Regions from separate parts of the Homo sapiens genome. Here region 1 is linked to region 2. The links are chromatin loops, found by intact Hi-C in ENCODE. Cell type or tissue: Panc1. All regions are shown on one strand. Each heading gives the region's core, and the rest is flanking DNA. Links, peaks and the distances in the headings are about the cores only.

The links. Peaks named below come from ENCODE experiments on the same cell type or tissue, not always from the same donor. Only the 100,000 strongest peaks of a DNase experiment are listed, where the experiment ranks them.
Region 1: a loop joins it to region 2, with 6 times the contacts of the local background. A loop is called at or near these places in 2 of 110 quality-filtered maps.

What each region holds. Positions count from the first base shown.
Region 1 is chr11:13,749,996-13,765,456 of GRCh38, reverse strand. It overlaps the pseudogene CENPUP1. Among named protein-coding and RNA genes, the nearest start is that of LINC02548, 27 kb to the left of the region's middle. RefSeq lists an enhancer at 3,054-4,253. In Panc1, for the core only: no CTCF peak of the experiment used is centred there; no DNase peak of the experiment used is centred there.
Region 2 is chr11:14,250,767-14,266,227 of GRCh38, reverse strand. SPON1 (spondin 1) reads right to left here. Exons shown (of 16, transcript NM_006108.4): 8 at 11,499-11,700; 9 at 10,441-10,581; 10 at 9,536-9,611; 11 at 8,330-8,512; 12 at 6,778-6,948; 13 at 6,527-6,694; 14 at 5,476-5,640; 15 at 3,253-3,516; 16 at 1-704. The coding sequence ends at 541. Among named protein-coding and RNA genes, the nearest start is that of RRAS2, 100 kb to the left of the region's middle. RefSeq lists enhancers at 6,288-6,811, 6,812-7,336. In Panc1, for the core only: no CTCF peak of the experiment used is centred there; a DNase peak (open chromatin) is centred at 7,747.

The DNA of each region.
Region 1 (15,461 bases), core at 4,700-12,699, 500 kb after region 2:
TGATGAGTTTTCCATCTGTCCCTGCCTTGTCTTCTCCCCAGGGCAGGACTTGGCCTCTTTTTAACTAATCTCTTGAAGAGAAAGAAAAAAAAAACACTCACTCTGCAAGTTTACACTGGAATATTCTGTCTTGTGCTTAGACTAGCAACATTTTCTTGCTTGCTTGCTTCCAGTTGAATATCTGCAGGCTTTTCTTCTACTTCCACAGTGGGGGATGTCTGTCTAGCTGCTCCAACCCAGCAGGGAAGAAGCCTTCCTGATCCAGTATAAAGGAAGTTACAGAGCACAGGGTGGGTGGGGTGGGGAAAAAACACTCAAGAATATTTGGAAATGTGATCAACAAACACAAGGGAGGCTGGCATGGTGTTTGAAACCTAACAGAGAGGGGGTGTTTACAGGGAACTAAGTGGAAGGGGCCCATCCTGAAGGCAAGGAGACCAGTAAGGAGATCACTAAGAGTAGATCAGAGAGGGAGAACACTGGTTAAGACTTGGATGGGGGCAGTGGCAATGTGGTGGATGGATCTGAGCTGCATTTTGTAAGTAACACTGATAGGACTTTCTGAGGGGTGAGGGAAAAGCAGGATGGAGAATAATTCCTAGATTTCCAGCGTGAGCAAGCTGGGTGGGTGGTGGTGCCATTTACTGAGATAAGGAATACACAGAGAGGACTGGATTTGGGAAGGGAGGGTTCTAAAGAGTCTTGACTTGAAGTAGCAAATTTCTCTATTTGATTTTTATCTTAATAGGGTCAGGAGTGGCTCTGCAGTAGCAGTATGTGCTGTTAGGGGAAAAGGCAAAGGCAGGCAAGGGTTTAAATCCTCTACCACCCACTACTTGTTTGACCATGAGCAATGTTAGTGACCTCTTGGTATAACAACTGCCTAATTTGCAGGGCTAAATGGAATATTGAAAGTGCACAGGATTCTTGGCTGGGTCTGTGGCTGCTCCTTAGCAAGTAAAATTAGCTAACACTGCCCAAGGATCCATTGGCTGGAGTTAAGAATCCTGAGAGTTAGTGAGAGTGTGGATGGGGTAGAGAGGCCCTTGGTGGGGCAAAGGGGACGATGAGAACCAAGGTGGGAAGAAGAAAAGGCTGATAGATCCCTGGTCTAGTTTGAGGGACTCATTTTGTGCCATCCCCAACCAGGGCTAGGGGTGGAGAGTTGGGGTAGGGTGTGCCAGAGGTGACGGGGAATAGAGGGGAATAGAGTTAGCTTGGCTGGGGAGTGGGGCAGAGGATGGGGAAGGTCGGGGCATGGAGTCAGAGGCTGAGGATACTCTGTTCACGAACGCATCTGTGCTGCTGCTTTAAGAGCCAGGTGACCCAGTGTGACTCAGAGTTGAGGAGAGGGTGTTCACACCACACCAGACCCCCACTGAAGGCTTAGGGGGCCACCAACAGAAGACAGACAGCTGCACCTGACAGAGCAGTACAATAAACCAAGGGCACCATCAGCAGGGACAGGATGGCTTCCAGGCAGCAGTGTGCAGGCAGGAGTGGAAAAGCATGAATGGACTCACACCTGAGCGCAGGTAGGCAGAAATAACTGGGGGTCACTATGAGAGCACCTGAAACTCCTCTGTGAGCAGGTGGGACTCATAGCTCTCATGATGTGAGATTCAATGTTAATTCAATCATATTTTATACTCTCAGGCTGAGGAAGCCAGGGGACTTGAAGTGACATAGGTAAGGCTAGCAAAGGCCAACAAATAGTAAGTGTGGCTTACGTGGCTTTCTGCCTCCTGCTTAACCCCCTTTATAATAAAAGGCCCTTCTGGTCCGGATTCTACTGTTTCGTATTTCAATAAGAACCCTCTTTACTTCACTTATTGGCATCATCTTGCACATAGTTCAGCTCCTCCATATTGTACTAACCATAAAATCAACATACATTCTCTGTTGCCTGGCAACATAAGAAAAAGCTGATATATGAGGCTAAGAGAATAAGCAGAGATAATGATATTTACTCATCCATTCAACAAATATTTAGCCTAATATGTGCTAGGCATTGTGTTGATTCCAAAAAAAATTGTATATTTATTTCAAAATAAACTTGATAGTACAACCAGTGCATCTACAAAATACATTTTTGTTTTTGTATTATAGTTTTTACCTCTTGTATGAGATTTTACTATAAGAAAAACTAGTATTTACTATGACATAAAACACACAAACACAACAAAACCTTAGCAACTGCTGGCTAAACAGCATAACGTGTAGCACGCTTTCCTGCTTTCATATGTCATTCACTTTTAAAAATCATAGTTGGACAAGCTGCCCCTCAAGTGGGTGATCACATGATTTGCATGCTGACATAAGCTAAGAGAAAGCAGTACCAAAAAAATCCTTGCCCTCCAAAGAGCTTATAACCTGATTGGAAAGGTAAGAGATATTCCTGAAATAACTACATTCCCCACAAAGAGACAGGCACTCAGTAGACTACCTTCATAGCCCCCTGTTACGGAATGAAGCCATGTGACACGTTTGGTGTCACTTTCAGGCCAAGCATTTAATTGTCTATTCAAGACCTTCCAGTGCTCTCTTTTCCTCTGGCGGCACAGCAATCAGCACCATTTGAATTGTGTCAGTGCTATCATTTTGGGTCCCTGGGTGTTTTCTGTGAGCAGAGCTCCCTCCTAATGCATGATAGATACATAGCAGCAATGAGAAAGAAACCTGTTTTTGTTTTAAGCCATTGAGTATCGGAGATTGTTTGCTATCACAGCATAACCTTGGTTATTCTGACTGAGAAACACTAACAGGGTGAAATGGCCAAATGTCTAGGGCACTTTAGAGAATAGAGGATCTTGAAGAACTGAGACCAGCAAACACAGGTATTTTTTTAAGGATGTTCCAGAAACTACAGGCTGCTAAGCTTGACTTTTGCTCTCTACAAGAATCTAGATGGAATAGGTAAAAAGAAAGGTCTGTGGGCCTGTAGAAAAGAAAGCAACAATTATAAGTAATCAGTGCAGTTCACCAAGGGCAATCACAGCCAACTAATTTTCATTTGCTTTCCAGACAGGTTTTATGGCAGGGTCTTGGCAGGTAACAGATGGCGTACTCAAATTAGGATGACATTAAAAGAAAGTTGTATAAAGGGACTATATACAAAGATGAACACGATGTACAAAAATTACAAGGAGTAGTACAGAATCCTGGGCTAGTAACAGTGGGGATGTTGCTACCTCTGAGCATGAAGGGGTGGGGGCATCCTGAACCCTGGAACTAGCAGCGTGTAAACAGAGGGACTAAATGCAGAGACACTTGCCCAGCCAGAAGTGACCCTGCATTAAGGGAATTTGGAGATATCCCAAATTCCAAACTCATCCTTCTCTTTCCTTCCAATCTCCTTTGTCTCCATTGACCAAACTCAACTGAAAATCCAACCAGAGGGCCAAAAAGCCATTGATGTAATCCATGCAGTCAGCTCCTGGGGCACAGAGCAGTGTGGACAGGGTGGAAAGCAGGTCTGCAGGGGCCAATAGAAAATTTCCAGCTGAAGACTGTTATGGAAATCAAATATTCTAAATGTATCTGGACGCAAGTGAGGTATTTGACAAGGAATGTCAGGAATTCCTTGAGGAAAAAGTGAAGAAATTCATGCCAGATACACATATCTGATTGAACAAAGCACATGCCATTGATGTGATATAAAGCTGCTATAGAAAGTAAAGTACCGACTTATAGAAATCAAAAATAAAATTTATTATTGTTTTTATTATTGTACTATAACTAAAAGGTGCTAAATAAGAAAGCAATATTGGTCACAGCCTCATTTGTGATCCAATGGCACATTGCATTCATTCCCTGGAGTAGGTGGTGGACAATGGAGTTTCACTACTTCAGCCTGCACCTCCATCTCACCTCTGGCAATAGCACCTTCATATTTTCCAGGGAACTTACCCCCAATCCTTGTGTTTCAGATGTGGTCAATTGCCATACCGCATCTTCTTCTGATCCCCAACTCCAAAGGGTGGACACTGGAATGAGTCAGGCCAACATTCCTGCAGCCACTAGCCAGAAATGTGTTATCTTGCCCATGGGTTACAGTATTGGAAAGATGCAAGTCTGGAGCAATGGACAGCCATCTTCCCCAGCTCAGCAGGAGAAGCCATTTATGATAAGAGAGTTCATGATCCTCACACGAAGAGAAGTAAGGAAAAAAATATCTATTGAAGAAAAATAATTCTAATAATATTGTCTGAGTTCCTGGATCAAACTTACTGATGTTAATCCCCTCTAAATTTCTCAGTTATATGAGCCACTCTATTAACTTTTTCACTTTTGCTAGCTTGAGTTAGATTTCTTTTGTTCACAACAGAGATGTCTAATTAATCTACCTGTATTATACCTCTTCCAATATTAACCTCATAGTGCCATTAAAATTTATTAAAATACATTTTAACCCAAATAAAGGCTAGAATAGTAATAACAGCAGCTACCATTGTTGAGTGCTCAGTAAATGTTCATGAGATAAATGATTGTCACCAAAGTAAATGAAAGCCTTGTCAAACAACAGGGTAAGGCCCAGCTGAGGCCACATAGTCTCGGATCCTTCTCTAGGAATTTCAGTGCTTGCCTGCCCCAGCCCTCATATAACATCTGCACTACTGGAGAAGCCACAGAAGGAAAGGAGGGCCGTGGTCAGTGTTGTCCCTTCCTTGCTCCATTGCTTTCCCCTTGCTCAAACTGTGATTTTAGGCCTTCTCTTGGGTCACATGCAGGGAGAAACAAGATTTGAAGAAAAGAGCAAGGCCTTCCATACATAATATTGTAATCCAGCTTTAGATCCCTGTAGGTAGCATATGCCAAAGTACTAGCTCTTTCTTTCATGGAATACTTTTCGTGGGTTTCTCAGAGACCCACTACCCGGGGCTCCCTTACTATACCATCCACAGCTGTGAGTGATGCAACTGCTCCCATCCTGAAGCCCCTGATCCTTTGATACGTTCCAGGAAGCTTCTCTGTAGTGGCATGAGGTCCCTGGGTTGGATCCCTCAAGCTGATTAATGTCCCATGGAGGGCATGGCCCTTGCCCGGCTATCAGCACAATCCACCTAATTCACTCTGTAGTCCTCTCTCCTTATTCTGACATCAGAGTCATCTCCAGCCAGGTTCACCTCTTGGATTCTCCAGGCATGAGTCAGGCATCAGCTTCTGTACTGTATAAACTCATGAAGCCTCCCTTACTTGTCTGAAATCGGAGGAAGGGCACTACCCTCCTCTCCTCTATGGGCAGGGGAAGGAAATCACACAGCACTCCAACAACTCTTCTCAAAGAAATCCTCACTCCCCAGCTCTCTTTCTCCAGCCCCTACTTTCTCTCACAAATGGTCAGAATGGTGGGATAAGGCTCATAATCATGTTGGAGATTTCCAGTTGGCAAGGCCTGCCTAGATGGCCAAATTCCTTTCTTTAGAACTGTACCATCCAATATGGCAGCCACTGGCTACATAAATATGGCTAATGAGCTTTCGAAGTATGGCTGATCCAAACTGGGATTGTACTAAGTGTAACAGACACAACAGCTTTCAAAGACTTTGTATAAATAAAATAATGTAAAATATCTTATTAATATTTTTTATATTCATTAGTTGTTGAAATAATATCTTTGACATATTGGAATAACAAAATATCTCAAAATTGATTTCATCTCTTTTTAAAATAAGATGTGGCTACTAGAAAATTTTAAACTACATACATGGCTTACATTATATTTCTATAGGCACTGCCTTGAAATGTATGGGCACTTGGCTTTAAGGCCTGGAAAAAACTCAAAAGTCTGTTATACGATATTTGTAAATCCCTTAGCCTGCTGCCTGGCACACATTAAGCATGCAATCGTTAGGATAAGGGAGAGACTGGAGGTGGAAGAAGAGGAGGAGAGGTTGTTGTTATTTTTGTGGTGGTAGATGATGTTGTTACTGGTATTATTCACCCGTTTACCCATCTGTAAAATAAGAATAATAATTGCTGTTCCACTGACTTCACAAGATTGAGGGTGGTTTGAGGGAAATCAAAGCTCTTTAAAGTGTAAATAGTTGCATAGACAGCGGTTGTCCCAGTACTAATAATCATGGTGGCCACTGTAACATCCTGGCTCCTGGCGGTAACTGGACCTTAGCTCAGCTGCTCTGGCTGGCTAGCCTGGGGCCCAGCAGCTTTTTCATTTGCATGAAAACCTGCACAATGGGTCTGCCGCCACGTGGCAGTGAAAGCCACGCTGGGGTCCCGCTAGGTCCCCTGAAGTGCAGTCCCACCTTGTTCAGGAAAACAAGTTAGTTCCCTGAGGACTCCCGGGTGAAGCACTTTTTGCTGCTAGACACTGTGCGGAATACAAAAAGACTTGTAAGGCACGGTCCAGCTCTTCAGGAGCTGCAGTGTGTTAAACAAAAATGATCCAGGCTGTTGTTTTGGACTGAGCTCCTGCACTAGGCCCAACAGACCAGACCAAATCAAAGTGGAGTCACTCGTAGTAAATGCCACATAATAAAACTGAAACTTTAAGGAAGCAACAGCTCCCAAAACAGACCTTTCTTTTTTTTTTTTTTTTTCCTGAAAACAGGAGATTCCAGTCTACCCAAATCAGCAAAATAAGAAAGTCCCCTCTGCTTTAATCCTTACAAAAAGGTAGCCTGAAGTAACCTGATGTAAACCGATCAGCTTTTCTCCTCTTTGATTCTGTTTCTTCATCCCCACCTCACAAAACCCACTCTTCTGCCATTGCCCAGTGGGAACTCTTATTCTATCTTGTTGAATGGAGGCTGCCCCAATTCAATCACGAATAAAAGCCAATTAGATCTATACATTTGTGGTAATGTTGTCTTTTGACAAGTGTAACAAAGGAAATTGACCCCCAAACAACCCATCCAATAGAGGAGATCGCAGCTAGATCAGAGGGAAGATGGCCACTGTGGGAGCCCTTGGGAGGCTGTGGGAACAGGAGGAACTCCCTGAGATGTGACACTTGAGCTGGAGTTTTATGAAGGACATCTTCACTTGGTTGAGAAGAGTAGAGGAGGTTACCGGAAGAGGAATAAGCAAGTGCAAAATACACATGGCCCATTTGGGAAAAGGTATGGGCATTTGGACATGAATGATGAGGGGGTTGAAGCAGATGAAATTAAGAGCAATGAAACCCAGAATCCTCATAAACCATCAACTAGTAAGGTGTCAACAGATGCTTCTGCTGACACTGACTGGGATAATGGCATTGAAGATGCTTATATTTTAGAAGCTACTGAAGATGTCGAATTAGCTGAAGCTGCAGAGAACAGTCTTCTCAGTTATAACAGTGAAATGGATGAAATTCCTGATAAACTAATCACGGAAGTACTATACAAGTACCTAATTCACTATGGACACTTATGTCACCAGGCTATAATTTGCCTGATGTCTGTGAGATTTGATAACAAATATATTGTCATTAAACCTGTTTACATAAACTAAGTTTTATCACTTTGTTTTCCAATTTTTGTTTTTTACTTCTATAAACCAGTTTTACCGAAAATTAGCTTTGGTGTACTTAAATTCAGTAGAAATCTCCTTCTTAATCAAAATTAGTTTATGTTCACATCAAGATAATTTTATGTTTATTAAAACTCTTGTATCTGGGGCTGATTAAGATATGATGTCAACAGTTTAAAATTTATTACTCAAGATATTAGCCAGAAAAGATGATCATGGCCTTTAAAACTATTTGAAAAACGGATGCCATTTAACATTGTTCACAGTCATTTAATTTGAATGACAAATATTAGGTTCTGATAACTAGGCCATACTTCTTTGCAAAAAAAATTATTTATAAAAGTATAGTTTCAGAAGGTAACAGTAGCATGAAACTAACATTTCTATAGGCACATTTTAGTAGGCTGCGCTTCTTCTTTCTGGTCAAGGAGCTTCTCTAATTGATGGTTGATATTTTGCAGGTGATTTTCAGCTCCCAAAATTGTTAAGATAACAGAGCTGGAAGGCTGGTTGAATTATACGTTTCCTTTATGTTTGCTTCTTTCTCCTGAACATCTGATAATCTTGATAAAGCCATTTTAAATTAGATAAGAAATATGCTGCATTCCTAAGGGAAGACTTTCTCTCCTTAAGTTTATCACATTTTGTTTGTAGTTGTTTCAGCTGTGGCTCTAATGGAAGCAGTTCATCCTAAACTTCAATCAAACGTTGCCTTTTCAATATCTGAAATCATCTTAGCATTCTTCCTTTTCAAGTTTTTCAACATCTGGACTTCTTTAAACTTTTTGATGGGTTCTTTTTAATGTTAAAATAAAATGTGTTGATGGCTTTCTTACAAATTTTAGATTCTATTCTTTGTTTATACTCTAGGAGGATTTTCTCAACTGTGGGCAAAACAATATTCAACTCCATGATGTTACTGGTTTTCTTATAGACACCAAATATGCACAATGTTGGAAGTATCTGAGTCAATGGCTTTACTTCTTGATTTCTTCCTTTTGTCATAAGACATCTTTCCTTTTTTCTGAGTTTTCAATTAAATTTCTGTTGCCAAGATCTCTTTATCAACAGAGGGCTGGGCACTAAGAGGTCCTATCTTTTTAGAAGTGATCAACTCAGCTGGTTTCTCTGAAAGTTCTGAAGATGCTGTAGTTGGAGGAATAGCCTCGTGTCATTGTGTACCCATTTTGTCTGCTGATTTAGCTTTTCTTCTTACATCACTTTCTTCAGTACTTTCCCAGTCATTATGAATGGGCTTGTGTTTTCTTCCTGGCTTTTTTTGCACTGTTTTTTTTTGTTGTTGTTGTTTTGTTGTTTTTTTTTTTGAGATGGAGTCATGCACCATTGCCTGGGCTGGAGTGCAATGGTGTGATCTCAGCTCACTGCAACGTCTGCCTCTTAGGTTCAAGCGATTCTCCTGCCTCAGTTTCCCAAGTAGCTGGGATTACAGAAGCCTACCATCATGCCTGGCTATTTTTTGTATTTTTAGTAGAGACGGGGTTTCACTATGTTGGCCAGGCTGGTCTTGAACTCCTGACCTCATGATCCACCCGCCTCAGCCTTGCAAAGTGCCGGGATTACAGGTGTGAGCCACTGTGCCCGGCCTTTTGCACTAATTTTTGCAGATTTGTTTTCACTTGCTTTATTTTCAGAAGTGTCTGAACTTCTTTTTGCTTTGTTTCCTGGGGGATTTGAAGAGATAGATAATCCACAATGTCAGGAGAATAATTCTTCATCAGCATATATAGCTGTGTTGTGTAAAGGAGGATGAAAGCCTTCCTAAGGTTCTTCATCTTTCTCATTTTCATCTAGACTGCCAATGCTTGAGATATCAGAATTATCAGGAAAATTGAACATATCAATAGACATGTACTTTTGAGCAGCTTTACTTTTCATGGAATGTGTTCTTTCTAAAGTGTTCTTTGAATATCTTGTACCCACAGGCCCGGGAGGCTGCACCCACCCACCAGTGGTTATTTTTCTTTTCACCTTCCTGGGTGAGGGCCAAATCACTTTCAGAGGGCTATTATCATGCATAAAGAAACAAGAGAGACTAATTGCTGTTGGGACTGACCCATGCAGTGCTCTGTGGCCTCCCCAGATCCCTTGGATGCAAGGCAAGGCAAGGAATCAACAGAATAGCCTTTTTATCTGTCTATCCATCCATCCATGTATCCATCCATGCATCCATCCATCCATCCATCCATCCATCCATCCATCCATCCATCCAACATCTGCAAGGTGCAGACACTGCTCCAGGTAGCAACAACAACAAAAGTATGAGAATAGTTCCAGTCCTCAAAGTTTGCGGTGCAGTTGTGGAAAGACTGAAAATAACAAACTCAATGTCCCCAGTCCTCATCAGCCTATGAATATAAACAGGAGTCCATTAATTCAAATAACCCCCTCAGAACCATTTAATTCCCAGCAATGTGTCTCTCAAATACTTCTTTTTTAAAACATTTTTTATTTCCATAGGTTATTGGGGAGCAGGTGGTGTTTGGTTACATGAGTAAGTTCTTTAGTGGTGATTTGTGAGATTTTGGTGCACCCATCACCCAAGCAGTATACACTGCCTCCTATTTGTAGTCTTTTATCCCTCACCCCCTTCCTACCCTTTCCCCCTGAGTCCCCAAAGTCTATTGTGTCATTTTTATGCCTTTGCATCCTCATAGCTTAGCTCCCACTTATGAGTGAGAACATACAATGTTTGGTTTTCCATTCCTGATTTACTTCACTTAGAATAATAGTCTCCAATCTGATCCAGGTCTCTGCAAATGCCATTAATTCATTCCTTTTTATGGCTAAGTAGTATTCCATGGTGTATATATATATACCACAGTTTCTTTATCTGCTTGTTGATTGATGGGCTGGTTCCACGTTTTTTCAGTTGTGAATTGTGTTGCTATAAACATGCATGTGCAAGTATCTTTTTCGTAAAATGACTTCTTTTCCTCTGAGTAAATAACCAGTAGTGGGATTGCTGGACAAATGGTAGTTCTACTTCTAGTTCTTTAAGGAATCTCCACACTGTTTTCCATAGTGGCTGTACTAGTTTACATTCCCACCAGCAGTGTAGAAGTGTTTCCTGTTCACTGCATCCATGCCAATATCTACCGTTTTTTTAAATTTTTTTTTTATTATGGCCATTCTTGCAGGAGTAAGGTGGTATCACATTGTGGTTTTGATTTGCATTCCCCTGATCATTAGTGATGTTGAGCACTTCTTCATGTTTGTTGGCCATTTGTATATCTTCTTTTGAGAATTGTCTATTCATGTCCTTAGCCCACTTTTTGATGGAATTGTTTTTTTCTTACTGATTTGAGTTCGTTGTAGATTCTGGATATTAGTCCTTTGTCGGATGTATAGATTGTGAAGATTTTCTCCCACTCTTTGGGTCATCTGTTTACTCTGCTGACTGTTCCTTTTGCTGTGAAAAAGCTCTTTAGTTTAATTAAGTCCCAGCAATTTATCTTTGTTTTTATTACATTTGCTTTTGGGTTCTTGGTCATGAAATCCTTGCCTAAGTCAATGTCTAGAAGGGCTTTTCCAATGTTATTTTCTAGAATTTTTACAGTTTCAGGTCTTAGATTTAAGTCTTTAATCCATCTTGAATTGATTTTTGTATAAGGTGAGAGATGAGGATCCCGTTTCATTCTCCTACATGTGGCTAACCAATTATCCCAGCGCCGTTTGTTGAAAAGGGTGTTCTTCCCCAACTTTATGTTTTTGTTTGCTTTGTCTAAGATCAGTTGGCTGTAAGTATTTGGGTTTATTTCTGGGTTTCTCTATTCTGTTCCATTGGTCTATGTGCTTATTTTTATACCAGTACCATGTTGTTTTGGTGACTATGGCCTTATAGTATAGTTTGAAATCAGTAATGTGATGCCTCCGGATTTGTGCTTTTTGCTTAGTCTTGCTTTGGCTATGCAGGCTTTTCTTTGGTTCCATATGAATTTTAGGATTTTTTTTTCTAATTCTGTGAAGAATGATGGTGGTATTTTGATGGGAATTATGTTGAATTTGTAGATTGCTTTTGACAGTCTGGTCATTTTCACAATATTGATTCTACCCATTCATGAGCATGGGATGTGTTTCTATTTGTTTGTGTCATCTATGATTTCTTTCAGCAGTGTTTTGTAGTTTTCCTTGTAGAGGTCTTTCACCTCATTGGTTAGGTATATTCCTAAGTATTTTATTTTTTTGCAGCGATTGTAAAGGGGTTGAGTTCTTGATTTGATTCTCAGCTTGGTCACTGTTGGTCTATAGAAGAGCTACTGGTTTGCGTACATTAGTTTGTACACCATTTGTATTATTAATTTGTATTTTTCCAGATAATATATTATTGGGAAACTTTGCTGAATTATTTTATCAGTTCTAGGAACTTTCTGGAGGAGTCTTTAGGGTTTTCTCGGTAAACGACCATATCATCAGCAAACAGCAACAGTTTGACTTCCTCTTTACCGATTTGGATGCCCTGTATTTCTTTCTTTTATCTGATTGCTCTGGCTAGAATTTCCAGTACTATGTTGAGGAGTGGTGACAGTGGGCATCCTTGTCTTGGTCCAAGTCTCAGAGGGAATGCTTTCAACTTTTCCCCATTCAGTATTATGTTGGCCGTGGGTTTGTCATAGATGGCTTTTATTATATTGAGATATGTCCCTTGTATGCCAATTTTGCTGATAGTTTTAATCACAAAGTGATGCTGTATTTTGTGGAATGCTTTTTCTGTATCTATTGAGATGTCATGTGATTTTTGTTTTTAATTCTGTTTATGTGGTATATCACATTTATTGCCTTATGTATGTTAAACCATCCCACCATCCCTGGTATGAAACCTACTTGATCATGGTGAATTATCTTTTTGGTATGTTGTTGGATTCAGTTAGCTAGTATTTTATTAAGGATTTTAGCATCTATGTTCACCAAGGATATTGGTCTGTAGTTTTCTTTTGTGGTTATGTCCTTTCCTGGTTTTGGTATTAGGGTGATATTGGCTTCATAGAATGATTTAGGGAGGGTTCATTCTTTCTCTATCTTGTGAAATAGTGTCAATAGGATTGGTACCAATTCTTCTTTGAATGTCTGGTAGAATTCTGCTGTGAATCTGTATGGTCCTGGGCTTTTTTTGTTGATAATTTTTTAATTACCATTTCAATATCACTGCTTGTTGTTGGTCAGTTCAGAGTATCTAATTCTTCCTGGTTTAAGCTAGGAGGAGGAGAGTCCTGGAAATATCTTTCCAAGAATTTATCCATGTCTTCTAGGTTTTCTGGTTTATGAGTGTAAAGGTGTTCATGGTAGCCTTGAATAATCTTTTGTATTTCGGTGGTATCAGTTGTAATATCACCTTTTACTTTTCTTATTGAGCTTATTTGGATTTTCTCTCTTCTTTTCTTGGTTAATCTTGCTAATGGTTTATCAATTTTACTTATCTTTTCAAAGAACCAGCTTTTTGTCTCATTTATCTTTTGTATGTGTTTTGTTTCAATTTCATTTAGTTCTGCTCTGATCTTGGTTATTTCCTTTCTTCTGCTGGGTTTGGGTTTGGTTTGTTCTTGTTTCTCTAGTTCTTTGAGGTGTGATCTTAGATTGTCTATTTGTGCTCTTTCAGACTTTTTTTTTTTTTTTTTTTTTTGATACAGGGTCTCACTCAATTGCCCAGGCTGGAGTGCAGTGGCTCGATCTCCACTCACTACAAGCTCTGCCTCCTGGGTCCACACCATTCTCCTGCCTCAGCCTCCCAAGTAGCTGGGACTACAGGCACCCGCTACCACACCCAGCTAATTTTTTTGTTATTTTTTAGTAGAGATGGGGTTTCAGCATGTTAGCCAGGATGGTTGTGATCTCCTGACCTTGTGATCCACCCGCCTTGGCCTCCCAAAGTGCTGGGATTACAGACGTGAGCCACGGTGGTGCCTGGCCTCTTTCAGACTTTTTGATGTAGGTGTTTAGGGCTATGAACTTTTCTCTTAGCGCTGCCTTTGCTGTGTCTTGGAGGTTTTGATAGGTTGTGTCACTATTGTTGTTCAGTTCAAAGAATTGTTAAATTTTCATCTTGATTTTGTTTGTGACCCAATACTCATTCAGGAGCAGGTTATTTAATTTCCATTTATTTGCATGCTTTTGGAGGTTGCTTTTGGAGTTGACTTCCAGGTTTATTCCACTGTGGTCTGAGAGAGTGCTTGATATAATTTCGATTTTCATAAATTTATTGAGGCTCATTTTGTGGCCTACCATATGGTCTATCTTGGAGAATTTCCATGTGCTGTTAAATAGAATGTATATTCTGCAGTTGTTGGATGGGATATTCTGTATATACCTGTTAAGTTCATTTGTTCCAGCATATAGTTTAAATCCATTGTTTCTTTGTTGATATTCTGTCTTGATGACCTATCTAGTGCTGTCAGTAGAGTATTGAAGCCCCCTACTATTATTGTATTGCTGTCTATCTCATTTCTTAGGTCTATTAGTAATTGTTTGATAAATTTGGGAGCTCCAGTGTTAGGTGCATATATGTTTAGGATTGTGATATTTTCCTGTTGGACAAGGCCTTTTATCATTATATAATGTCCCTCTTTGCCTTTTAACTGCTGCTGCTTTAAAGTTTGTTTTGTCTGATATAAGAATAGCCACTCCTGCTTGCTTTTGGTGTCTATTTGCATGAAATGTCTTTTTATACCCTTTACCTTGGGTTTGCATGAGTCCTTATATGTTAGGTGAGTCTCTTGAAGGCAGCAGATAGTTGGTTGGTGAATTTTTATCCATTCCACAATTCTGTATCTTATAAGTGGAGCATTTAGGCCATTTACATTCGATGTTAGTATTGAGATGTGAGGTACCACTCCATTCATCATGCTATTTGTTGCCTATATACTTGTTTTTTTGTTTCTGTTTTTTAAATTGTATTTTTGTTTTATAGGTCCTGTGAGATTTATGCTTTAAAGAGGTTCTGTTTTGATATATTTTCCGGATTTATTTCAAGATTTAGAGCTCCTTTTACCAGTTGTAGTAGTGGCTTGATAGGGGCAAATTCTCTCAGTGTTTGTCTGAAAAAGACTGTCTCTTTCCTTCATATATGAAGCTTAGTTTCACTGGATACAAAATTCTTGGCTGATAGTTGTTTTGTTTGAGGAGGCTTAAGATAGGGCCCCAATTCCTTCTAGCCTGTAGGGTTTGTGCTGAGAAATCTGCTGTTAATCTGATAGGTTTTCCTTTATAGGTTACCTGTTGCTTTTGTCTCACAGCTCTTAAGATTTTTTCTTTCAGGCCAGGTGCGGTGGCTCATGCCTGTAATCCCAGCACTTTGGGAGGCCGAGGTAGGTGGATCAAGAGGTCAGGAGTTCGAGACCAGCCTGGCCAACATGGTGAAACCCCATCTCTACTAAAAATATAAAAATTAGCTGGGCATGGTGGTACATGCCTTTAGTCCCAGCTACTCAGGCAGGAGAATCACTTGAACCTGGGAGGCAGAGGTTGTAGTGAGCTGAGATCATGCCATTGCACTCTAGCTTAGGTGAAAGAGTGAGACTTTGTCTCAAAAAAAAAAAAAAAAGAAAAAAGATTCTTAACTTCAGATAACCTGATGACAATGTGCCTAGGCGATGCTCTTTTTGCTATGAATTTTCCAGGTGTTCTTTGTGCTTCTTGTGTTTGGATGTCTAGGTCTCTAGCAAGGCCAGGGAAGTTTTCCTCAATTATTCTCCAAAATGTTTTCCAAACTTTTAGATTTCTCTTAGGTTTGGTTGTTTAACATAATCTGATTATTCCTAGGTTTGGTTGTTTAACATAATCCCAGACTTCTTATAGGCTTTGTTCATATTTTCTTATTCCTTTTCCTTTGTCTTTGTTGGATTGGGTTAATTTGAAGACCTTGAATTCCAGCTCTGAATTTCTTTCTTCTACTTTTTCAATTATGTTGTTGCAACTTTCCAGAGGGTTTTACATTTCTTAAGTGTGTCCATTCTTTCCTGAAGTTTTGATTAATT
Region 2 (15,461 bases), core at 4,090-12,089:
TCTTCAAGTCTACCAGCTCTGTTTTTCCCCAGGAACTATTGATGACTGAGGAGACTTGAAAAGAGACCTAAAGTTCCACTAAGAAGAGATGGGCAAACAATGGTTTCATTGAACAGGCCAAAGATGAGAATGTGGGGAATCTGCTGTCTTCATCTGTGAATGTTTCCTACCTGCCGCACCCTGGGACTCAGGCATAGTCACTTCCAGACATGGTTGCCTCTCCATGTGGAGTAGGTCAAAGTCTCCGTCCTCCCTGGCCAGGTGGAAGCTCCAGAGGGACATGTTTCAGCTTAGTACAAGGTGGCTGACACTACTCCTCTGCAGGAAGAGGCTGGCTGGAGGTGAGGGCGCCCCACTCAGCCTGTACCCATCAAGAAGTATTCAGAAAGGATGTCTCTGGCATCCACAAGACTACTGGGCGAACCACACTGCAAAAATGAAAACTAGCGTACACAATTTAAATTGTCTTAAACAAGCAAATAATCCAGCCATTGGTGACTCTGGAATCTAGAGTGCAGCCCTGGGGAACTCGTACCCTTGCTAACAAGGATGAACATTGCATGCTCTGATCTCCTTCTTGTCTTTGCAGCTGGTAAACTGGGAGCTTTTGAATCTCTTCTTTACAGTCATGTAACGTTCCTGAATTCCACCTCCGCACAGTTTGGTGCATTCTGACCAGGCCGTCCATGGGCGCATCCTACAACCTGAAAGCATGAGAATGCCTTGTTAGGCCCGCAGAAACGGGACGGAACAGGGATGCTGAACTCTAGTAGAACTGTGAAATGTGCTTGTCTGGGCTCCTCCTCTGCTCAAGTATGTAATGATTGGTTAGAGTCGTTATTAGGGACAGTTAGGTCGTATGTGACTGACTGCAAAAAAATGGCCACAAATGCTTCACGGTTCTTCTCATCAAAAGGCAGACTCTGTTTCTCCACCTCTTGAATCTGGGCTTGACTACATGATTTGCCATGGCCAATGGGACATGAGCAAAAACAGGCCTAAAAGCTGCTAGGACCCTTCTACTACCATGTAAGCAAGCCTGGCTAGACCACTGGAGAGACCATGTGCAGAGAAGCCCCAGCCATCTCATGAGGCCCCAGATACGCAGGTGAGGCTGGTCTGGTCCAATTGTGCCACCAGCTAGTAGTAGCCACATGAATGAGTCCAAACTAGACCCAAGAAGAACCATCCAGTGGACCCAGTTCACATCACTGATCCACAGAATCTTGCTAAGTGATTGTTTAAAAAGACTGTTTTGGGATGGCTTATGCAGCAGCCATATAAGGAACACTAAACCACTTTCTCTTATGCCTTACTCCCCAAGTACTTGGCTCCCAAATGCTAAGTATAGAGAAGTACAATTTTTGTTCTTCCTACTCAGCATAAACATGCTGCTCTCCAAGAAAACTTCCCTGACCCCAGAGATTAATTAGGTTAGATCTTTTGATTACTGCTTCCATAGCACTCTAGATTCCTCTTTTATAGAACCCACCACATTTATGGTTACACATGAGATATTTGTTAACCACACTACAGCTAAGAGTCATGGAGGAATGTACCGTACAACTATGTACCTGCCACATAGTAGGCTTTAATGAATGTTTGTTGACTGGCTGACTACCATGTAGAACAGACAGCACTTTGATATGCAAACAGCTCCCTAATCATAAGGATCCTGAACCATCAAGGAGATCCTCATGCTTCAAAAAGAATAGGCCTTTAAAAATCAGAAAACTTGATGTACATGTTAATCTTCACTTTTTTACATGGGCACCTTCAGCACTGAAGTCCCTGGCAGGCATTTTCTTTTTCTTCTGAAGTCCTGGAACTCTGAAGTTAAGCTGGAGTTTGGGGATGTATAATCTTTCTCTTGGGTTACAAATAAAACCTATCTGGCCTCTGTGTCTGTTTGCCATCCCCAAATCAGTCAACACAGGTCTGATACAGTCACCCTCTTGCTTAAAACCACCTACAGAATCAGGTCCCAAAATCCTTGGTGGGCCACTGGCCTTGTGTGGTCTGGTCCCTGCCTTCCCAGCCTGGTTTCCTGCCTGCCTTGTCCTCTGTGCTTCATCTGCATCCCATTTATCACTTGGACCTATCACTTGGACCTATCATGGTCTTTGGCATCTCTGTGCCTTTGTAATGACTATTCTTGCTGCCTGGAATGTACTTTTCTTTTTTTTTTTTTTTAATTTGAGACGGAGTTTCACTCTTGTTGCCCAGACTGGAGTGCAATGGTGTGCTCTTGGCTCACTGCAACCTCTGCCTCCCCAGTTCAAGTGATTCTCCTGCTTCAGCCTCCTGAGTAGCTGGGATTACAGGTGTGCGCCACCATGCCCGGCTAATTTTTGTACTTTTAGTAGAGATGGGGTTTCACCATATTGGCCAGGCTGGTCTCAAACTCCTGACCTCAAGTGATTGGCCTGCCTTGGCCTACCAAGGTGCTGGGATTACAGGCATGAGCCACCGTGCCCGGCCTGGAATGTACTTTTCTAAGTGGCAAACTCCTCTAGATTTTTCAAGACCCACTCTAGTTTTCCCTGCTCTGACATCTCCCTGAACTCCAGTCAATGTAAGATGATGCTCATTCCTCAGCTCCCTGAGCACTTGGTGCATTGTTCTATTAGTTATTTGTCAGCTTGGATCAATATTATTTGGGGAAATAAAACTCAAGGCTGACATGACACTGCTGATAAACTTCTGGTTAGCCTTGCAAAAAAAAATCATAAAGTCTCAGGCCACGGCTGCCTTGTCTGAGCCACACCCTTAAAATGGAAGATGATGTGTTCTGGGAGGTTCTCAGGAACATTCCCTAAATGATGAACAAGACAAGACTCCTTTGACACATCTGTATCATTTTCCCTCTTTGCAAGGAGTGAATGGTGTTGCTAAGTCATAACTGACTTTGAGCAAAGTTGGACACATTATTGGTTTTATATGTGTGTAAAGAAGGAACTGTAATTCCTAAAGATTCTTTGCTTGAAAATTTATTTTTGGCAGGTAATTAGGTTATCTAAATGTTCTTTGATAAATGACCCCCACCGCCAATCTCCTTTATAAATTATGCTTGCTCAATATTTGGGAACAAACTTGGATCTAAAGAATCAAAATGTGGCCTGAAGACTCCAGAAGATGCAGACTCTCCCCGACTTTTTTTTTTTTTTTTTTTTTAAACAGGTCCAAGACTTAGCCCAGTGCAGAACCCTGCCTGTCCTGGAGACCACCCAGGCTGACACTTGGGAGCCATACCTGGGAACTGCTCCCCTTCAGACTCTTCCTTCAGCTGCTCACTCCGCCGGCTCTCTCGGGCCTCCCTCCAGCGTAGCTTTTGGATGGATGGATTTCGAAGGCATTTTCGGATGCGGCACTTTTTTCGCTGCACAGTCTCTGGGCAGGGTGCACCTCCAAACTGAGGCTCCATTTGGATCATCCGGGTTCGAATCACGTGGCCTTTCCCACATGACTTGTTACATTCCGACCACTGGGACCACTCGGTGAGCTCACAGTCAATGGCTGGCAAGACACAGATGGGCATGAGTGTATCACATGTCTGAAACAAGATATGGTCACGCTCTCCTTTGAACATCTCAACAAGCCTATGAGGGATGCAAAGCAGGTGCTGTGTCATGCTATTTTACAGAAGAAGAAACTGAGGCTCCAAAGAGGCAGGCTGACTTCAGCCCGTGTGGTTGGTAAGCAGCAGAGGCAGGATTGGTGCCAGGTCATCACCCATTCTATGCTCCCTCTATGACTCAAGAAGGCTTTGGAGGACTTTCAGGATGTGTTCAGAGCCTCTTGCCCTGCTCTGTGAACTAGAATATTGTCAGATCAGCCTCAAGTACAGAATAGCTTCCCACAGTCCCAAACTCACTGGTGATATTTTTCAGAGCAAGGCCAGCAAGCCCCCTGCTGCTCTTTGGAGAGAACAAGTCAACAAGCTAAAGGCGGCTGACCCTTGTGGACCAATACCAAGGACATTGTGGTTCTAACACACCCTGGCAGCTTTTCATTCTCAACATCATCCTGTGTTCTATATATGGTGGTCTATGCAAAAAACACAGGAGCCAGAAATGGGACATTCAGTAGAGAAGAGGGTCAGGAGCAAGTGGTGCTTTATGGTTTATCGAGATCCAGTAAATTCTTACTAAGCCAGCATCTCATAAATGTGAAAGGAAAATAACACATCAGTTTGACTGTCAGGATGTGTCCCAGGGAGGTAAATTATTCCAAGCTCTCTGTTGGTCTTGCAAGGCCAAAGTCAGGGTGGTGGACTTAGATGTCCTCATTTAGTTCAACAGTTTCAGTTCTTTTATCCCGCCTGTGGAAGCTCAGGCAGCTTTCTTATCTGCAAAATGGGGATCATGGTATTTTTTTTTTCATTAGGTTGTAAGGATTAAATGAGATGCTCCCAGCCCTGTAAGTGCTCCATAAATTTTCATTTTCTTCTCCCTTACTTCAGTGGACCCCAGGCACTCTAAGTCAGAAGGCTATGGGGCCCCAACTCTGGTGAGCTGGCCTGAACCATGGGCCAATCTTAGTTACTGAAAACCCCAGGCTTTCTCTAGTGGGTGGTCCAAGTTACCTCCACCCATGGCTGAGTCTCCTAAAACAACCCAGGAGCTGGAGCATGGAGCAGGGATTAAGTAAGGCCTATCCTTGCCATGTCCAGTGCTCATACTTTGGACCAATTACTTGGTTTCATCCTCAGAGCAACCTAGGAAGTATTTCCTGCTATTTTACAGATGGAGAAACTGAGGAACAGAGGTGCTGAGTCATCGGCTGAAGGTTACTAGCTAGGGGAGGGAGGATGAACGACTGCAAGTACATGCTGGAGGGGGCCAGAGCCACAGCCAGTGTGCCTGCCCTTTTACCACCCAAAAAAGCAGCTCTTGGAAGACCAGCCAAGGAAACTGGCTTGCTCTGCTTGGAGATTAGTCCCATGTAATATAAACAGCTGATCGCAGAGACTTTGGAAAACAGGACTGGGAGTGGAGCGGGGTGGGGTGAGTTTTTGAGAACTTGGCTTGTTTTCTTGCTGGTTTTCTTACCAGTCTGCAGGAGTCATTGATTTAATGTCCAGCCTCTGGTCATGGGGAATTAAAATGGTCACAGGGAAAATAGAATTAAAATGCTTGGAAAATCCATGGGTCAGGCAAGCCTATAATTGTTGGGGGAGAGGAGGGAAAGAACTAAGGTTTATTGAGCTTTGTGCTGTTTTTCGTATGTGTCTGTCATTTAGACTTCACAGGAACCTTAACTTTGGGTGTTCTGTAGACGGTAGTGGGATTCTCACTTTATTAATGAAACTGACTGCAGTGTTTAAGTAACTGCAAACACTGAAAGCCAAACCCCAAACTCTTCCCCAGCAAACCATGTTATTCTAGGATCTAGCAGTATTAGCACTGGCTGGTTCGGGGCTCCCTGGACTCAGGAACATAGAAGTGATGGGCCTTGAGGAGCTCCAGGACTTACGGCATTCAGGGAGCATGCACTTCTCCACCTGCTCCAGATCCTCATTGCAGTCTCCAAGTTCTGCCAGAGACTTGAGCATCCGCTGTCGGGTTCGCATGCCCTTCCCGCAGGTCACGCTGCAGTCACTCCACTCGGACCATGGGGACAGCAAGCATGGGATGGTGTCTAGATCAAGAACCAGGTTTGCCACTGAGAACAGGTTCCTTTTGTTTTCGTTGATCTCCCTGACCCCACAGTGTTCCACACCGAGTCCCCTGCTTTGGCCCCTGGAATAAAGTGGAATTGGCCCATGGGTTCAAATAAGAGTGAAATCTATGGAGCAAGAAGTGGCTCAGCAGCCTACTGCTCTTCTTTTCACTCTCTTTCATCTCCCTGCTGACCCCCCCCGATGGTTATGACATGAGGGTAGCAATATGACTACATAAGTCCCCACTAGAAAGGCCACTGAGGATCTTAGCAGGGTCTTCCTAGAGACAGAAACATCCCACACTCACTAAGAATCAGGCACTAAAGGAGAGGCTCAGGGATGCATTTTTGGACATTGTCCTGAATTCCCTAGAATGTGTATATACTTGTGTGCCTGTATACATCTGCATACTAATGTGTGGGCAGGCCCATATGCATTTGTGCACAGAGCAGGGGAGGTCATGCTTTATGGGATCAGCCAAGTCCAATGTACAACAGGAGTGGGAGGAGTGGGCTGGACCTGGGTAATGTATGTCCCGCCTAAATGTATTGGCCCTCCTCCCCACCACTGCAAGAAAGACACTCCTATAAAACACAGCTGCAGGTGAATTCTCTATCCAGAGGCCACCAGTTTGCCACCCCAGCATTGCTTAGAATGTCCCCCAGTGGAGGTTACTCTCTCTGGGTCTGGTTGATGTCTACACACCTATGTCTCTCATCTGGCTCCCAGCAGTGCCCAGCAAGGACCATGGGCCATGCTTTCCTCTGCTCAGCCTCCGACCTTTATGGTGGTAATAGTGGATGCCATGGCCCTCCACGCCTGTCCCCAGTGGCCTCCTCCAAGTCCACCCCCGCTCTCACTCACGGCACTCTGGCATCATGCACTTCTCTGCCTGTGATGTCTCGGCTTTGCACATGGAGCCATCTGCGGGGTTCATCTTGATCATGCGGTGCCGCTTCTTCATGCCCATGCCGCAGGTGGCGCTGCACTCGTCCCACTCGCCCCACTCGGTCATCAGGCAGCTGCTGGGAGCTGGGGAGGCCAGCGGCATTGGAGTCGCACCTGCTGCCTCCCCGACCTACTTGCCCGCCTGCCCGCCCGGGGCCCCCACTCACAGCACTCCTCGTTGACCGTGCACTTCTCCGTTTCCTCAGTGGGCAGCGTGCACACGGAGCCGTCCTCCGGGAACTGCTTCACATACCTCTCCCGGGACCTCATGCCCATGCCGCAGGAGATGCTGCAGGGCGACCAGGTGATCCACTCGGACATGGTGCAGGTGGAGCCGTCTGCAACACACCGAGTGAACGCTGCAGCAGTGCACGGTGGCAGGGGCGCCTGCCAGGCTGCGCGGTGGGAACTTCCCGCCAGCGGGAATCAAGAGGAGTCAGGCAGTTGAGGTTGTCTGCACACCTAAGAGGTCTAAATCCTTAAACTGGCAAAGTTCTCTAAGAGGAAATGCCTCTTTTCCAGGTGCATGGGACACTCAGAATTACTCTTTATCTCATGAAAATACATTCGAAAGATGCTTGTATGGAAAGGATGGTGTTTAAAAAATGTACACGCATATATCTAAGATAAGATATAATTTAATCTACATATAATTTAAGATAAATCATAATCCATTTGTATGAGGAACAATCCTTCCCTGTGGAAGGGGAGGTTAAGGACCTCAGCTCCTCAGCTTAGCTCCCCAGTCCCAGCCCCAAGAAAGAGGCTTCAATGTTGACAGGCCAGTCCCAGCTTTCCTCCCGCCTGTTTGTAGGAATGACTTAGTCTACGGGGAGGGTTTACTCCCCTCCAAAGTGCTTATTGTGGGCAAAATGAGCTAGCAATAAACCATCGTGAAAGTGCAACACTGGGAGAGGTGTTTAAGAGCCTCCCTCTAGGCAGAGCCAAGGAATTAATGACCTGCATGGGATAAGCTTGCTTTCTTTATCCTCGGCTTGGAAGTGGTTTTTTTCCCTGCCATACACCAGTCCAGCCTATACAGTGCCTTCCCATTGCCTTATGGCATCCTATAAGATCAGGGCAGAATAGCGTAGATCTATCAGGCAGAGAAAGGGGTCATGGCTTGGGAAGCAGATAGCTGACCTTTGCACAGCAATCAGCTTAGTGCAATCTTGAAGCTTGAGCCATCATGATATAGGTGTTGCAAGATTATACTTAAAGGCTGACCTTTGCACTGTTGCAAATAGACTGAGAATTTCTGCAATCAGCCCAAAGGTCCTGACACAAAGAAGTGAGAGTGCTCTGACTCACGCTGAGGTGGAACACAGATGAGGGGCTGTAAATGACAGAATTAGGGCAATGGATCTAGATTCAATCTGGGCTGACTGTTAACAGGCTCCTTAAGAAGAGATTGGAGTTAAGGCCCAGAAGCAGGCTATGTGTTATCTGTAACTTGTCATAAGTTGTATCTATGTTTGTTAGCTCTTCAGTAAAAGAAGGAGGGGGTGGTCAATCTCAAGAATTCCTTTGATATAAGAGAGATTCTGTGTTCAGAGCCCTCAAGACACTGTTGCAGATAGGAGTTTGCCCAAGGTGGACCCCACTGACATCTACTGTCAGGGTCCTTGTGCCCTCACCAGGGACACTGTCTGACTGCTAGGCAGACCCTCCCTTCCTGAACTCCTGCCAGCCCCTGGCTGGTCTGGGTTGTCTCCTCACCTTCGTCACTGCAGCCAGGGCCCATGCAGGGCTGGAAGTCCTGGGTGTCAGGGCAGGGGACGCTGAGGTCCAGCTGTGCTTTCAGCATGCGCTGTCGCATCCTCTTGCCTTTGTCACAGGTGGAGGAGCTGCAGGCGGACCATGGGGACCAGTTGGAGTAGATGCAGGTTTCAGGGGTGTCATCTGGAAAGAGTGTTTGACATGTTTTCCCTGGGAACCTATGGGAGCTGCCACTGGCCCTCTCCCCATACCAGCTTATCTGGGGACAAGAAAAGCCATGCTGCCAGACTGACTTCAGTGAGCCTGGGTGCTCCTGGGATGGAAGCAGCCATCCACTTCCCTTTAAAGATAATAGTTTAACATCTTGCTAATAAATATCTAATCTAAATAAGCAGAATGATTCTTATTATCCCTTCCTCTCAACACATGAACGTCTTCTCATTTTCAGTCCCTCATCTTGGCATTGTTTCCAGACACATGCAGGCTCATTGTAGGTAATTTTGAAAAGCTCAAGGCTTATTTACATGCCATGGCTTCATCTTCCCAATGATCCCATACACAGTTGTCATGGTAAGAATAAGAGCAGCTGCTATTCATTGAGTACTCATCATGTACCAGCACCATTCTAAGAGCCTTACATGTTTTATCCCATTTAATTCTGACAACTGTATGAAGCAAGTTCTTTTATTATCCCCATTTGACTGTTGAGGAAACTGAGACAGAAAGGTTAGCTTCTTGCCCAAGATCACATGTCTACTGAGAGTCCAGGTTGTCTGGCTCCAGATCCCATAAGAAAACTTGAGCTTGAACCATGACTCTGTCGCTCCCTCCTGATTGTAGGATCTGGGCCTTTCTTTGCTTGCTAGGAAAGTGAATGTATCCACACCTGCCTCATAGGCTGGCCTGAGAATCGAAGCAGAGAGTGGTCTGAATCCTGCGAAGCCCATTAAAATGAGATTTACATGATTGTTTTAAAGGCCTGATGTTGTTGAGTATATATTCTGATGTCATATCTTCACCAATTCCCTTATGCTTTGGGCCTAACCTTGGCCTTGTTTTTGATTATTTCTTGAGGAGAAATCCTCAGAGATATGATTACCAAGTCAAAGCACATGGTTTATGGTTCTTAAAACAGGTTAGCAAATTGCTTTCTCAAAGGGTTATGTCAATTTATGTTGCCACCTGCAACAAAAGAAAACAACGTACCTTCATCTTTCTCTTCTGGAGCCAGGTCAGCTACAATATCATCGACATTGTCAGGTACAATATTGCATTGTTCACCCTGAAAAAGGAATTTTACTTGGAGGGCTCACATGAGAGAAAGAAGGGAATGTGTAGGGGGAAGGTGAAAGAGGACTAAAATCTAATCGCCATTCTGTATACAAATCGTATGCCATGGCAAAGTTCTGGACCAACATTTACAATCTGCCTGAGAAAGAAATGCCAAGAAAGCAGGAATGGCTAACCAGGGATGATAAATACATAACTTGGGTACCACCACTCCCCAGTTCCTGGCCCATGGCAGATATTAGTAATCAATTGCAGAACTCACAATGAAAGCAATTTGCCTGGATCAAATTGTTCATTTGAGCACTGGGCCTCACTGCTGAGTTAATTTTGCTCATTTTCTTTTTTTTTCTTTTTTCTTTTTGAGATGGAGTTTTGCTCTTGTCACCCAGACTGGAGCGCAATGGCGCAATCTTGGCTCACTGTAACCTCCACCTCCAGGGTTCAAGCAATTCTCCTGCCTTAGCCTCCCGAGTAGCTGGAATTACAGGTCCCTGCCACCATGCCCAGCCAATTTTTGTATTTTTAGTAGAGATGGGGTTTCACCATGTTGGCCAGGCTGGTCTTGAATTCCTGACCTCGGGTGATCTGCCCACCTTGGACTCCCAAAGGGCTGGGATTACAGGCATGGGCTACAGTGCCTGGCCTGCTTATTTTCATCTTATGAAATAATTTGCATGTTAGAAACCTGGGGAGGCCCAGGAATTCCATATCCTGAGGTGCTTTCTGCCAGTGACTCTATGATTCTAGAGCAGAAGGGTGTACAATCTCCCTGGCACTCCTACCGGGAAAGGTCGATGCCAGAGTGGGTTCTAACCCAGTACCTTCCGTGCGATTCTCTCGATGACAACTCTGGCTACTTGAGTGATGGACCCACCCTCTGGGTCATAGAAAGGACTCTGAGGATGGTCCAGGCTGGTCAGGGGCCGGATTTTCTCCTGGGGAATGGTGGGTTTGTTGGGTGACTGCAAGAAAACATACAGAGGTAGAGAGTAAGAAATAAAATTGGGAAAACCCACAAAAGCCATTTGTTATATGGATCAGAGCAAAGTCCTTGATAGGAATTTAACAAGCATAACTACTATTTATATTTATGGAATTGTGTTCATGCCACATACTGTGCTGAGAAATTTCTAGAACTATATTTTAAAATTCTTCCATGTCCATGGTAGGATTGTGCTAAGATGAAGAAGCCAAGTTTCAGAGAGGCCATCCCAGCTAGGAAACGGCTGAGCCAGGTTGGCCTGAATCCCAAACTCTTTCTAATAGACCCGGCATTGGAAAACTTTTTTAGTAAAGGGCCAGATGCTAAATATTTTAGGCTTTGTGAACCATATTGTGTCTGTTGCTAATATTCAACTCAGCTGTGGTAGTGAGAAAACAGCCGCAGATAATATGTACTTGGAGGAGTGTAACTGGCTTTGAAAACTTTATTGACAAATCACATTGTAGGGCAGATTTGTCTTCCAAACCATAGTTTGCAGATGTCTGTTCTAGATTGTTCTCCCATTGGTTTTCTGATGGCTCCAGATTTCAATGCAATAGATCATATCAGAGAAATATGACATTCAGGACAGAATGCAAACTCCTTAGCCCAGCTGTCCAGAAACCTTCGCTCTTGCAGTCATGGCTTTGGAATGCTGTCCCCTGCTCACCTGGGAACTGCTCTTTAGCAGTTCCCTCTCCGTGCTCTCCTGGCCACTGCACAGACAGTTCCCAGAGCCCAAATTACACCATATGTGATGATGCGACCATGCCAGCCTCCCCAGCCAGACTGAAAGTTCACCTAGGACAGAGCCTGGGACAGATCCCCTCTGTGTCCAGGACACTCAGGAAGCGGGTAGGCAAGGAGCCACTCACCACTCCAGGCACACACACACACCTCATAGGTCACCCCGCTGTCGGTGCCAGCGTCCCAGGGAATCAGGTCTTGCACCACCTTCTGGACCCAGCCACATTCCTTGGTGCACAGATCTTCTGCAGATAAGCCTACGTTCCAGTCGGGACTAGGGCCCATCATGGTCAGGAAGGACATTAAATGGCGCGTTCTGTCCACGGAAAATTCAGCTGAAGGTGCTGCTCTCCTGGAAACGAAATACAGAGACCATTATATTAGAGTTCTGGGGGTTGGTCCTCACTCTGAGGGAAATCTGCCTGGATTATGAAGAATGAGAGGGACAGAGAGTATCCACATTCGTGGTCTCCCACTGAATTCTGCCTTTGGCCACTGTGGGTTTATACCCTTCTCTGTCCTGAGCCCATCCATTGAACAAATGTGGAGAGAACCATATACTACCACCCTATCCAGTTTCTCTTTTTGTTTTTCTTTCAGAGACAGAGTCTTGCTCTGTCACCCAGGCTGGAGTGCAGTGGTGTGATCATGGCTCACTGTTGCCTCAAACTTCTGGGCTCAAGTGATCCTTGCACCTCAACCTCCCATCAGAGGGGTCATCTCCCCCAGCTTCCTGTTTCTATTGCCCTCAGAAGGCTGCCAATAGCAGGCACTGTCCAGCGCCAGACTGTACCCATCAGCTCACAGCTGGGAAGCAGGGACCAGCTGTAGAGTCAGAGACCTTTGGCCGACACCCCCAGTTGCTGGGAATAACATCCTGAGTCTAAGCTATCAGAGGCCGCTCTTCAACCTCTCTCTTTGTGTCACACAGATTCTCAGGAGTGGCTGGGACCATGTGAGATACATGGCAGCAACCACTCAGAGTGGCTGGAAAGGAAAGAGTCACATTCGCAAAGCACACAGCGGGTGGCAGTCCCATATTATTTCATTTTCCCCTCATGACAATCCTGTGGGGTTAGAATTATTATCCTGTCTCATAGAGAGGCCATGAAAGTGAATAAGTGGTTAATGAACTAATAGACACAGCTAGGAGGGGGCTGAGGCTTGAAGGCAGCTTGGCCTGACTCTGCACCCCAAGGCTGCTAATCATGGGGAATCCTTGGCCAGAGACCAACTGTTCTGTTCAGTCCAGCTGGCAGCTGGTCTGCCTCAGCTGTCTGGAAGTCCCTGTGCCCTCTGTTGGGACCAGCTGCTTCTGGCTGCCCTCACCTGGCACCAGAAAGCAATGACTGCAGACCCGACTGGGGCCTGGGGAACTGGGCCCCTTGGGCTCTGGTATCACCTGTTACAGCTGTGTGTCCTTGGGCAGATTATCAAACCTTTCTGCGTCTCAGTGTCCAAATCTTTAAAATGGTGATCACATACGTCTACTCCAAAGGGTTCCTGTGAATTTCAAATGAGCTAGCTTGCAGACAGTACTTAGCCCATTGCCTGGCCCTAGAGCTCTTATTACCATTAGTGTTACTGAGAGAAGTACTGTAGGATCGTATGGAGATCAGAAAGGGGACAGGTGGGAGGAAAAGCCTTCCTGAATGGACTTTCCATTTTAGCCTGATGCCAGTCTAGGTTCTGCCACAGGAGTGGAGAAGAACCTGGCCTGAGCCTTGGCTTTGGCATCCGTCGATTGACAAGGTCCTGGTGCTGCCTCCCATGCACCCCCTCCCTTATCCCACACTACCTGCTACCTAAGAAGCTCCCTGGGCCCTGACAGGCCAGTCTACCTGCAGGTTAGCTGCAGGTTCCACTTGTACTTGCATCTATTGGGCAAGCTCTTCAGTGATTGGAAAAGTGTGGTCCTTGGACCAGCAGCATCAGCAACCTCTAGGAACTTGTTAGAAATACAGATTCTTGAGCCCCACCCTATATTTGCTGAATTAGAGACTTGGGGTAGGACCCAGCAATTTGTTTTAATAATCCCTCCAGATTGTAATACACCTCAAGCTTGAGAATGCTGGGCCCACTCATCTTTCAAGCCTCAGGTCATGTCACCTCTTCCAGCAGCCTTTCTGCCTGCCTTCAGCTGAGGCAGATACATAGCGCTGGATTCCCACACTCTGCGCAGGTCTTGCCTTCAGCTGAGGCAAGTACATAGCGCTGGATTCCCACACTCTGCGCAGGTCTTGCCTTCGGCTGAGGCAAGTACATAGCGTTGGATTCCCACACTCTGCGCAGGTCTTGCCTTCGGCTGAGGCAAGTACATAGCGCTGGATTCCCACACTCTGCGCAGGTCTTGCCTTCGGCTGAGGCAAGTACATAGCGCTGGATTCCCACACTCTGCGCAGGTCTTGCCTTCGGCTGAGGCAAGTACATAGCGCTGGATTCCCACACTCTGCGCAGGTCTTGCCTTCGGCTGAGGCAGATACATAGCGCTGGATTCCCACACTCTGCGCAGGTCTTGCCTTCGGCTGAGGCAGATACATAGCGCTGGATTCCCACACTCTGCGCAGGTCTTGCCTTCGGCTGAGGCAGATACATAGCGCTGGATTCCCACTCTGCGCAGGTCTCCATAGCCAGACCCCATGAATGTAATCACTTCCTCACTGTTCCCTCTCCCCAGCTTAGACCGGGAGTTCCTTGAAGGAACTCTGTGTTTCATAGCTGTACCCCAGGACCTAGGTGTCCAGTGGGCCGACTGAACAAATATGCGTATGATGACTTGAACTCCTCCACTTCTAGCTTTAGATCTTGGGCAAGTTGCTCACCCTCTTCAAGTCTCAATATCTTCATCTAGCAATACATACCTGCAGTGTTGCTGTCAGGATCAAATGAGATGCTTTATTAGGAAGTCTTTATAAACTGCTAAAGTATTGCAATGACATCATCAGCTACTTAGGCACAAATCAGGGGATTTAATTTCCTTTTCCCACGTGTGCATTTTCTGGCATGTAGGTCAGTGATTTTAGCAGCTTCTTTAAAGACCTGGTTCACACAAGGATTGCAGTCTATGGAGGTGTGGCATTACCTCGCCTAGGGACTCACAGGACGGGGTTCTGGTCTGCCTTCTAGTAACTGCTGAGCAGACAGCACTGGCACCTGGGTGCAGCTGTCCTCTGGGGTGGTCCAGCAGTCCCCTGGGAGGCAGGTTTCCTCTTCCATTGTCATAGAGACTGACCGCTCCATCTATTGCCTTCCTGTCTTCCTAAGTAGGTGATTTGGGGCCAGATTAGTCATTCATATCCTGTACCCCATGGGTGACTATTCATAATGACAATCTAAGGGGACAAAACCAGTTCTAATCCAGAGCTGTAGAAACCAAACCAACTGCCACCCTAACACATTACCCTGGAACCTGCCCAGCCAATGGGTGTAACCATCTGAGACCAAGGCCTTGTGGAAATCATTCTCAGTAAATGCATTTTGGCCCAATCTGTTGTATCCAAATCTGTAGCTGAAGCGAGATACCCTCTAGACCCTGGTAAGTGTTTCAAGGTGTGGGAAACGTGGGGCGGCCAATTCCTGACTATGAGGTCACATGGCTGACTTATCTTGGGTGATAGAGTAAATCTGAATCTATAAGGGCCTGAGAACAATTTGATAGCATTTTCAGATATGCCCTGCAGCTTTCTCTTATCCTTGACTGGAGAATCCCTCCTTGACCCCATTTATGTAACATTTCCTGGAGGAGGTATTTCCTGACCTCTCCCCAAATTGCTTAGAACTCCTATTCTACCTCCCCATAGCATGCTGAACTCACTCTTGCTTTGGAATTTTTTGTTAATATCTGCCTTTCCCATCAGGTTCCAATAGAGTGAGGACCATTTCTGCCGTGCTCATAGCTATATCCCAATGTCTGGCTTAGAACTTGGCATGCCATGGATTCTCTTCAAATGTTTGTTGAAGTAAATGACTTAATCTAAGAAATGAACATGGAGCTCTTGTATTTCCTTTGACCTTCAAATTTAATTAAGCATCACTTCAAAGTATTTATTCTATAATAAAAATAATTAAATGAATAAGAATCTATATGAGTTTTCCTTAGAAAATGCTAGATAG